Regions from separate parts of the Mus musculus genome. Here regions 2 and 3 are each linked to region 1. Evidence: chromatin loops called from intact Hi-C (ENCODE). Cell type or tissue: left cerebral cortex. All regions are shown on one strand.

What was found. Peaks named below come from ENCODE experiments on the same cell type or tissue, not always from the same donor. Only the 100,000 strongest peaks of a DNase experiment are listed, where the experiment ranks them.
Region 2: a loop joins it to region 1, with 2.2 times the contacts of the local background. A loop is called at or near these places in 2 of 42 quality-filtered maps.
Region 3: it touches region 1 in a loop (2.2-fold over the local background); 2 of 42 quality-filtered maps call a loop at or near these places.

Annotation. Positions count from the first base shown.
Region 1 is chr19:27,065,371-27,067,870 of GRCm38, reverse strand. No RefSeq gene overlaps it. Among named protein-coding and RNA genes, the nearest start is that of Vldlr, 150 kb to the left of the region's middle. In left cerebral cortex, no CTCF peak of the experiment used is centred here; DNase peaks (open chromatin) are centred at 41 and 1,042.
Region 2 is chr19:26,892,081-26,894,580 of GRCm38, reverse strand. No RefSeq gene overlaps it. Among named protein-coding and RNA genes, the nearest start is that of Gm815, 7.4 kb to the right of the region's middle. In left cerebral cortex, a CTCF peak has its summit at 1,469 (motif pointing left); a DNase peak (open chromatin) is centred at 1,636.
Region 3 is chr19:26,985,328-26,987,827 of GRCm38, reverse strand. No RefSeq gene overlaps it. Among named protein-coding and RNA genes, the nearest start is that of Gm815, 100 kb to the right of the region's middle. In left cerebral cortex, no CTCF peak of the experiment used is centred here; DNase peaks (open chromatin) are centred at 431 and 1,127; H3K27ac peaks cover 204 bases.

The DNA of each region.
Region 1 (2,500 bases):
AAGGCAGGTGTGAAGCAGCCGGTCACACGTCATCTATATTTAGAAATCACGAGCAACTCGTGCAGGCATGCTAGGCTAGTCAGCTTCCTTTCTTCACTTAGCAGGAACTGGCACCTCCCGTAGTGGGTGAGTCTTCCCTCTTTAATCAATGTAGTCAAGATAAGGTCCCATTATCTTGGCTCAGAAGCCCATCTCCCAAGTGATTCTGGATCATTCCAGTTGACAATTAGCACTAGCCATCACATAGGATACCTGCATATGTCAAACTGGTATTCTTTGTCAGCTTTCCTAGGAATGAAAGATGGAGAAACTGGGTCCCACATAAATAGGAGGGAAATTAGAGCAGTAAGGAAAAATATGGAAGGGATTTTCTAGCCTTTATTTATTGATGAGGACTCTAAATACTAAGCAAATGTAGTGACTTGATATTCTTTACTTGGTCACCAAAGAGGAAGTCACATCTCAAACTCTGGTTCTGGTTACAAAACTCAAGTGTCTTCCCTTATACTAATGTGTGTTCTGCAGACCTAATTCTTAACTACTGTGCATTTCCAGGACCTTTTACACAATGTGACATCCTCTGCACTACACATACATGTAAACACTGAGTGAAATGGAGCAAAACTATTTTGCATACACACACACACACACACACACACACACACACACACACATACAGGAATGCAGATTTTTCTAGAAGCCTCTGTGGAGTCTGTCATGGAACGGGGAGGGATGTGGCTTGGCTCGTCTCCACCCAGCCTTCTCCCTTGGTTTCTGAGTGGACAGGCAGCTGCTGTCACAGCTTGGCACTGCTCTCAGCTCCATGCTGTAGTGTGCTTGCTTTCTGGCCGGTCCCTCCAATTGCATATGCTTTGCCTTTCCGCTCTCACGCAGAGGCCCCTTGGATGCACCAGTCAGCTGTCAGCAGGTGGCCTGCCGGCCCCAAAAGCTTTCTGCGTGATTTACTGTGTGCATTTTCTGCACACTGAAACTTGGCATGCTCCCCGCCACACACACTTCCTTTACCCCACTCTTACATACTCCGTGTTCCCGCAGAAGCCATCCAGATTTTCACTGAGGGTACTGGCCCAGTGCCAGGCTTTCCTCAAGGCCTCAGCTAGTTTCCACTATAAGCTGCAATTCCTCCTCCACTTACCCAAATAAAGCATCTTATATATAGTAACTTACCATCTTCAAGGACCCTCTTTCTTCTTCTATCTTTGACTCTGCACGGCAACTGAATGAGCTGCTCACAGCATCCCATCACCCTAGAGTCTTCCACAGCTCTTGTTTTATTCAGGATAATGAATGCAATTCCATACGTGGCAGGCAAGTTCCTTCAAGGTAGCACACCAGCTCACCTACCCAGTCCTCCTGTTTTCCACACACATTTCCCTTCATCTATTGTCCTAACAAGAGCTCTGGGTTCCATTTGCTTTCTCATTCATCATTGCCTATCCACATCCCATTCTATTCCGTGTCCTTCCTCCACTCTGTTCCCTGGTCAATGTTTCTTTATGTTTTAAAATGTAACCTAAGTATCACATCCACTGGGAAGCTTTACCCTGACTCTATCCCCATCCCTATTCTTCCACACAGCCCAAAGAGTTCTTCCATATACCCCTTAAAGACACTGAAGAGTATCTGCTGGCCTGTCACTGCTCTTTCCTACATTCATGGTTAGATTCTGGTCTTTCCATGGTTTTATTCCAGTGTCTATTTTCATAATTTCTAATATATAGTATCAAAACTATCTGTAACAATTCTATTCAAGGGTATAATACAAGAATGTTCATAATTGGGACTGGAGAGATGACATCACAGTTAAAATATCTGGAACCCTTCCAGATGAGCCAAGTTTAATTCCTGGCACACACCAGGCTACTCACAGCTGCCCCTAACTCCAACTTCATAGGACCCACACCATCTTCTGGCCTCCATAGGCACCCCCACACAAGTGGCACCCAACCAGTCCCCCACCACACACACAGAATAATAGTTCTAAAAATCTTTTAAAATGTTCAACTGCCATTTGTATTAGTTCCAAAATACAATTTCTATATAGTGAAAAAGAAAGTCATAACCTTTTAAATAAATAAAACCTACATGACAATGAATGAATTACAACTACATGGTCCTAAATGAAAGAAGCCAGACAGAAACACAGTCATTAGTGTTCAATCTGCTCATATAAGCCCAAAGGCATGCAGAAGTCATCACCTGTAATGTTAGAAATCACAATGGTTGTCTGATAGGGGGCACCTATGACTCAAATAATGTTCTCTTTCTTGATCAAGCATGCAAAATTCCTATGAATTTTCATGCTGTCAAAATGTGAAGACTTGTATATTTGTGATTGGCACACATCCCTGAATCTTATACCTCAGTAAACACTTTGATTTGGAAATGTCCTCTGTGTGAAGGACATTTTTCCTTGAGGTTCAGATCTGAGTCAGCAATGGAGAATGTGGTCTGGACGCAAGTGACTCGGCCATGTGAG
Region 2 (2,500 bases), 170 kb after region 1:
CAACTGGGGCCAGTGTGCATATGAACTCATAGAAACAGGCAGCATGTGCAGGAGTCTGTACTACACAGGGGTCCTAGAGCAGAAAGAAGTGGACACATCGCCCCATCCCTAACCCAGAAGCTATCTTCAATAGACAACCACTTGCAAATGAAAATTTAGTTTTCTCCAAAGGAATCTCACTACTCTTAAGGCTCCATGCCCAGCAGTGGATGCCCACAGGAAATGAACTCAGTGGCATCTTTGGAGGAAGCTCATTGTTTCATGATGACTTTTCCTCTTCTATTCTGTTTTTAATCTCATCTTTTTAAATTTTTATTTTTTATTCTCTTTGTGTCTCTCTGTTTCCCAATCTTTGCCCCTCCCCCTTTCCCTGTCCCTCTTCCTTTCGTCTACAGGTCCCTTATGTCTATATTATGGATTTGGGGTTTGTGGAGTTCTTTTGTTTTTGTTTTTGTTTTTTGTTTTGTTTTGGTTTGGTTTTGGATTTTGGTTTTTAGAGACAGAATTTCTCTGTGTAGCCCTGGCTGTCCTGGAACTCACTCTGTAGACCAGGCTGGCCTTGAACTCAGAAATCCACCTGCTTCTGTCTCCCAAGTGCTGGGATTAAAGGCGTGCGCCACCACTGCCTGGCTGGGGTTTGTGTTTTAATAGGATTTTTGAGTATAAGAATGAGTTAGTCTCTGTGTATTTTATTTGTTTCCTGTGCCCTTTCTTGGGCTCTTTTCCTCCTGTCTGTTTGTTTGTCCTATTCCAATGTGTTTATTTTTGTTTTCTCTTATTATATTTTATTTTATTACCATCTCTTAGAAGCCTGTTTGTTTTCTAATGAGAGACAGAAAGAGGGTAAATCTATACAGGAGTAGAGGTGGGCAAGGACTGGAATAAGTAGAAGGGGGAGAAACCGTAATCAAGATATATTATATGAAAAAAATCTATTTTAATAAAATTAAAAATTAAACAATAAACCTCCATTCTATAAAAACTTGGTCATACATTTTCATCCAAGGATATACTCAAATTTGATCTCTTCAGCCTTTCCAAATGTATGGATTGCCCACACAAAAGAATGTCATCTTCCCAAATCCAAGATCAAGTCTCTTGGACCTCCAAGGGGGCTTGCTTCATGGGACAGATGGCTGAAATACTGTGATCTGGTCAGAAAGCCTATCTGTGGCCTCCAGCCTCAGAGGCACAGCTGGCAGGACTAAGAGGCAACCGCTCCAGCCTGGGCCCTCCGAACTCCAAGAGGCTGGAGTAGAAACTGTTCCATGACAAGGACATCTAAGACCTATAGAAACTCTAACAAAGGAAGCTTATCATCCAAGTAAGCATTGAGGAAAGTCCCAGATGTGCCCTCTGGGTATTCTGGCATCTGTCACTTCCTCTGTCACAACCCTCTACATTCTGCAAAACTCCAACAGGACAGCCCAGGCTCTGAATGCCAACAAACCTAAGTTTGCAGGAAACTGTGCCACCTACTGGGTGTTCACATTGGGGGACTTCCTTTCCCTTCCCATCTCTGCTTGCCAGGAAAATCCGAGTCAGTACAGGTTTTGCAGAGGCCTTTGCATGACTCAGTAAGTGGCTGAAGCCAAATTGGGCACAGCATGGAGTTTAGCACTTAGCCGAAAGGGCTGGAAGTTGAGGACTATGCTGAGCGAGAGACATGGAGAAGGCAGGAGAAGCCACGGGATGATGTGGCGGAGTCCACCACTGCCTGGTTGGAAATTGCAGCACCAGTTTCAAAGTCTGACTGCTTTAGTCAGTCAAGCCACTGTGGCTGTCACTATTCAATTTCCTGGAATCCTTCATGTTCTCCACCTAGGGCCATCCGTCTCAATTCTGCTCCTCCTTCCAGAGAGTGAGAACAGAGGAAGGGAAGTTAAAAAAAAAAAAAAAAAAAAAAAGTTAGCCACAGCTTGCCACCTGTCACCATGAGAAAGTGATACCTCCTCGGGAAGCCCCCTCCCTCCTCTTCTGCTGTGCTATATGTGCACACACATGTGACTGACTGCATGGGTGTCTCAAGAGCAGAGGGTCTGCTGCACTGTGTACCACAGAGCACTTACCACACATTGCTGGACACAAAGATTCAATTCAAGAACTCAAATGTAAGGTCAAGAGGCTGGAAGGCAGTTGAGTGACAAATGTCTCCCAAGCAGGGCATGGTGGCACATAACTTTAACCCTAGTAGTCAGGAGGCGGTGGCAGTCAGACCTCTGTGAATTCCAGGCTAGCCTGATCTACATAGTGAGTTCCAGGATAGCCAAGAAAGATCCTGTCTTATAGATAGATAGATAGATAGATAGATAGATAGATAGATAGATAGATAGATAGATAGATGGATGGATGGATGGATGGATGGATGGATGGATGGATGGATAGATAGATAGATAGATAGATAGATAGATAGATAGATAGATAGATAGATAGATAGATAGATGAGTAAGTAAATAAATCAATCTCTTGCATTTTTCCATGGAAAATATAGAACAAAGAA
Region 3 (2,500 bases), 80 kb after region 1:
CTTCAACACAAACCCATTAGGTTGGTGTAGTGTGTCCAGTGTGCAGATTACATCATGTTACCCAAGGCCCAGGACTTTGCAAGTGGGCAAGACTCAAATCCCTCTCAGGCTTCCTAACTCTGCAACCCTGATGCTTACAGCGGCTAAAAGTCTTCCTTGGATCTCAGTTATTTTCTTTTTGTAAAAATAGCATGTTTATAGAAGTACACAAAATATATAATGATAATGCAAACAGATACAATTGTTACTTAGATGAGAGAAATTGGCAAATGTGGTCCGTGGCTGAATTCAGTCCTATCCCTCCCTCCCTCCTTCTTATAAGGTTTTTATTGGAACACCCAACTGCTGATTCATTTACATGTTATCTATATCTGCTTTCAGCTACAGCGGTGGTGTTGTGTAATTGTGATAGAAACCAGATGGCACTACAAGGCTAAAATAACTTCTATCTGTCCTTTCACAGGACTCATTTGTGTACTGATGACTAAAAGTATATGTCACCTTGACTATGCCATGTGGTTGGATTAAACAGAATGTCTCGTGTGTGTGTGTGTGTGGGGGGGGTGTTTTCAGATAAGATTACCATTTGAATCAGTGGACTCAATAAGGCAGATTGCCCTGCACAGTGTGTGTGTGTGTGTGTGTGTGTGTGCATGTGTGTATGCAAGCATGCACAGATGTGCTCCTGTGTGGTGCAAGCCATTGAGGCTTGAATGGAATGAAGAAGCAAGGAAAAGGACATTTTATATGTATCTTTTCTCCTAACTGCTTGAGATGGGACATCAGTCTTGTGCCCTTGGACCAAGACATAACATCGGCTTCCCTAGACTTCATGCCCTTTAATCAGGACTGAATCTACACCTCCATCTTCCCTTTGCTTCCAGCTCACAAATGTCAGACTGTGGGGCCATGCTGCCACCATGGCCCCATGGTCAGTTCCTTATTTTGCCTCTCTCCTCCTCCTGTGTATGTGTGTTCTCTTCCTCTGAAGACCTGTGACTCTTACTGCAATCCAGGAAGAATCTTGCAAACACCCTGTCAAATCTTCAGTATGTTGCTCCCTCTCACAACCACCTCTCTGCCTGCATGCAGACTGATGAGTTTGTATGCAGAAATAGACACAGGGCATGGGTTAGCTGTTGTTATGATTCATTGAGCATCCTAGGTCACTTCCTAAAAGGTGTATGCCAGTGGCACATCACAGACAGACACTACTGAATGTGCAAGGATTTTGTTTGCCTATTTGCTGAGGATATCTGGAGGCAAAGACATCTCAGTGTGCTTTAATGACATCTCCATGACATAGATCCTAGGGACTTGTTACGCTCGGCCCACCAGAATTCCCTTACTCTCTGAAGTGCTTGTTCACGCTTTCCTCCCCTTTCCTTGTCAGGTTCTATACATCATTTCTTATTGATTTCCACTTCTTTATCGATTCCATTCTCCTAACCCCATCCCCCACATCAGCTCTATCTTATATAACAGCTACTGCCTCGTTTTCCTCCTCAGAGCTTCTATCGCTCTCAGTGAAAATAAAATCTTGATTTTTACTGTCAGTTTGGTTGTGTTTTCATGTATACTGTGTTCCTGTGGCTTAAGTTCTTCCCTGAAGATACTCTCCGGTGGGATGCTTCGATTCTAAAGTTTTTCCTGATAGTAGTCTCCTGTTTCACCTTTCTAAAGCTATATAACACAGTTTACTTACACATAGAGAATCCATTTCCATAGAGGATCATATAAAATGCTAATCCCCCCTTTTTTTTGGCAGATTGTTAAGCTACACACTGGTTCATGCCATCGTGGGCTATGAGACCCTAGCTCAAAAGAACAAAATACAGCAAAGGACAATTTCCATCTGACTTCTCTCAGGACTTCTTTTTCATATCCAGAATGGCAATGTGCACACAGGCAAGTTATCTGAGTTACCTATTTTGTCTCACTGGCATATTTATATAGCTGCATAATACACTGTCATACTTACTAGAGAATAAGTTGTAACAATTCTTAGAGCAATACTTCTCACCTTACTCTACCAGGATATATGTGGCTGTTTTGTGTATCTATATTTTAGAACTAACTTGTCCGTTTCTAGAAATTATTTTATATACCAATTTTGGAGAAATTGGCAATATTTATAATACTTAGTATTTCAGTCTATAATCATAATTTATTGCTACATTGATTGCCTCTACCAGACACGTTCAGGAAAGTTGAATGTCTTACATATATTTACTTATATTTACACCTAAGAGGTTCATATCTTCAAAATATGTTCTGTGGGCTCTAACTTGTAGGTTCCAGTTGATGCATTCAATGTATAAGCAGAAACTTGCTAGACTTCCCCACATAGATTTGAAAATCTTTCTGGGTATCTTTTGATTTCCAGCAGTGGTGAGAGCTGTTTTCTTCTTTTACCTTTTCCTCTTCCTTCCACCTCTGACTGGACTCTGGTTCCATGTTGAAACAGCAGCTAGGGTAAGAAGAGGAACTCCCAAGCTTC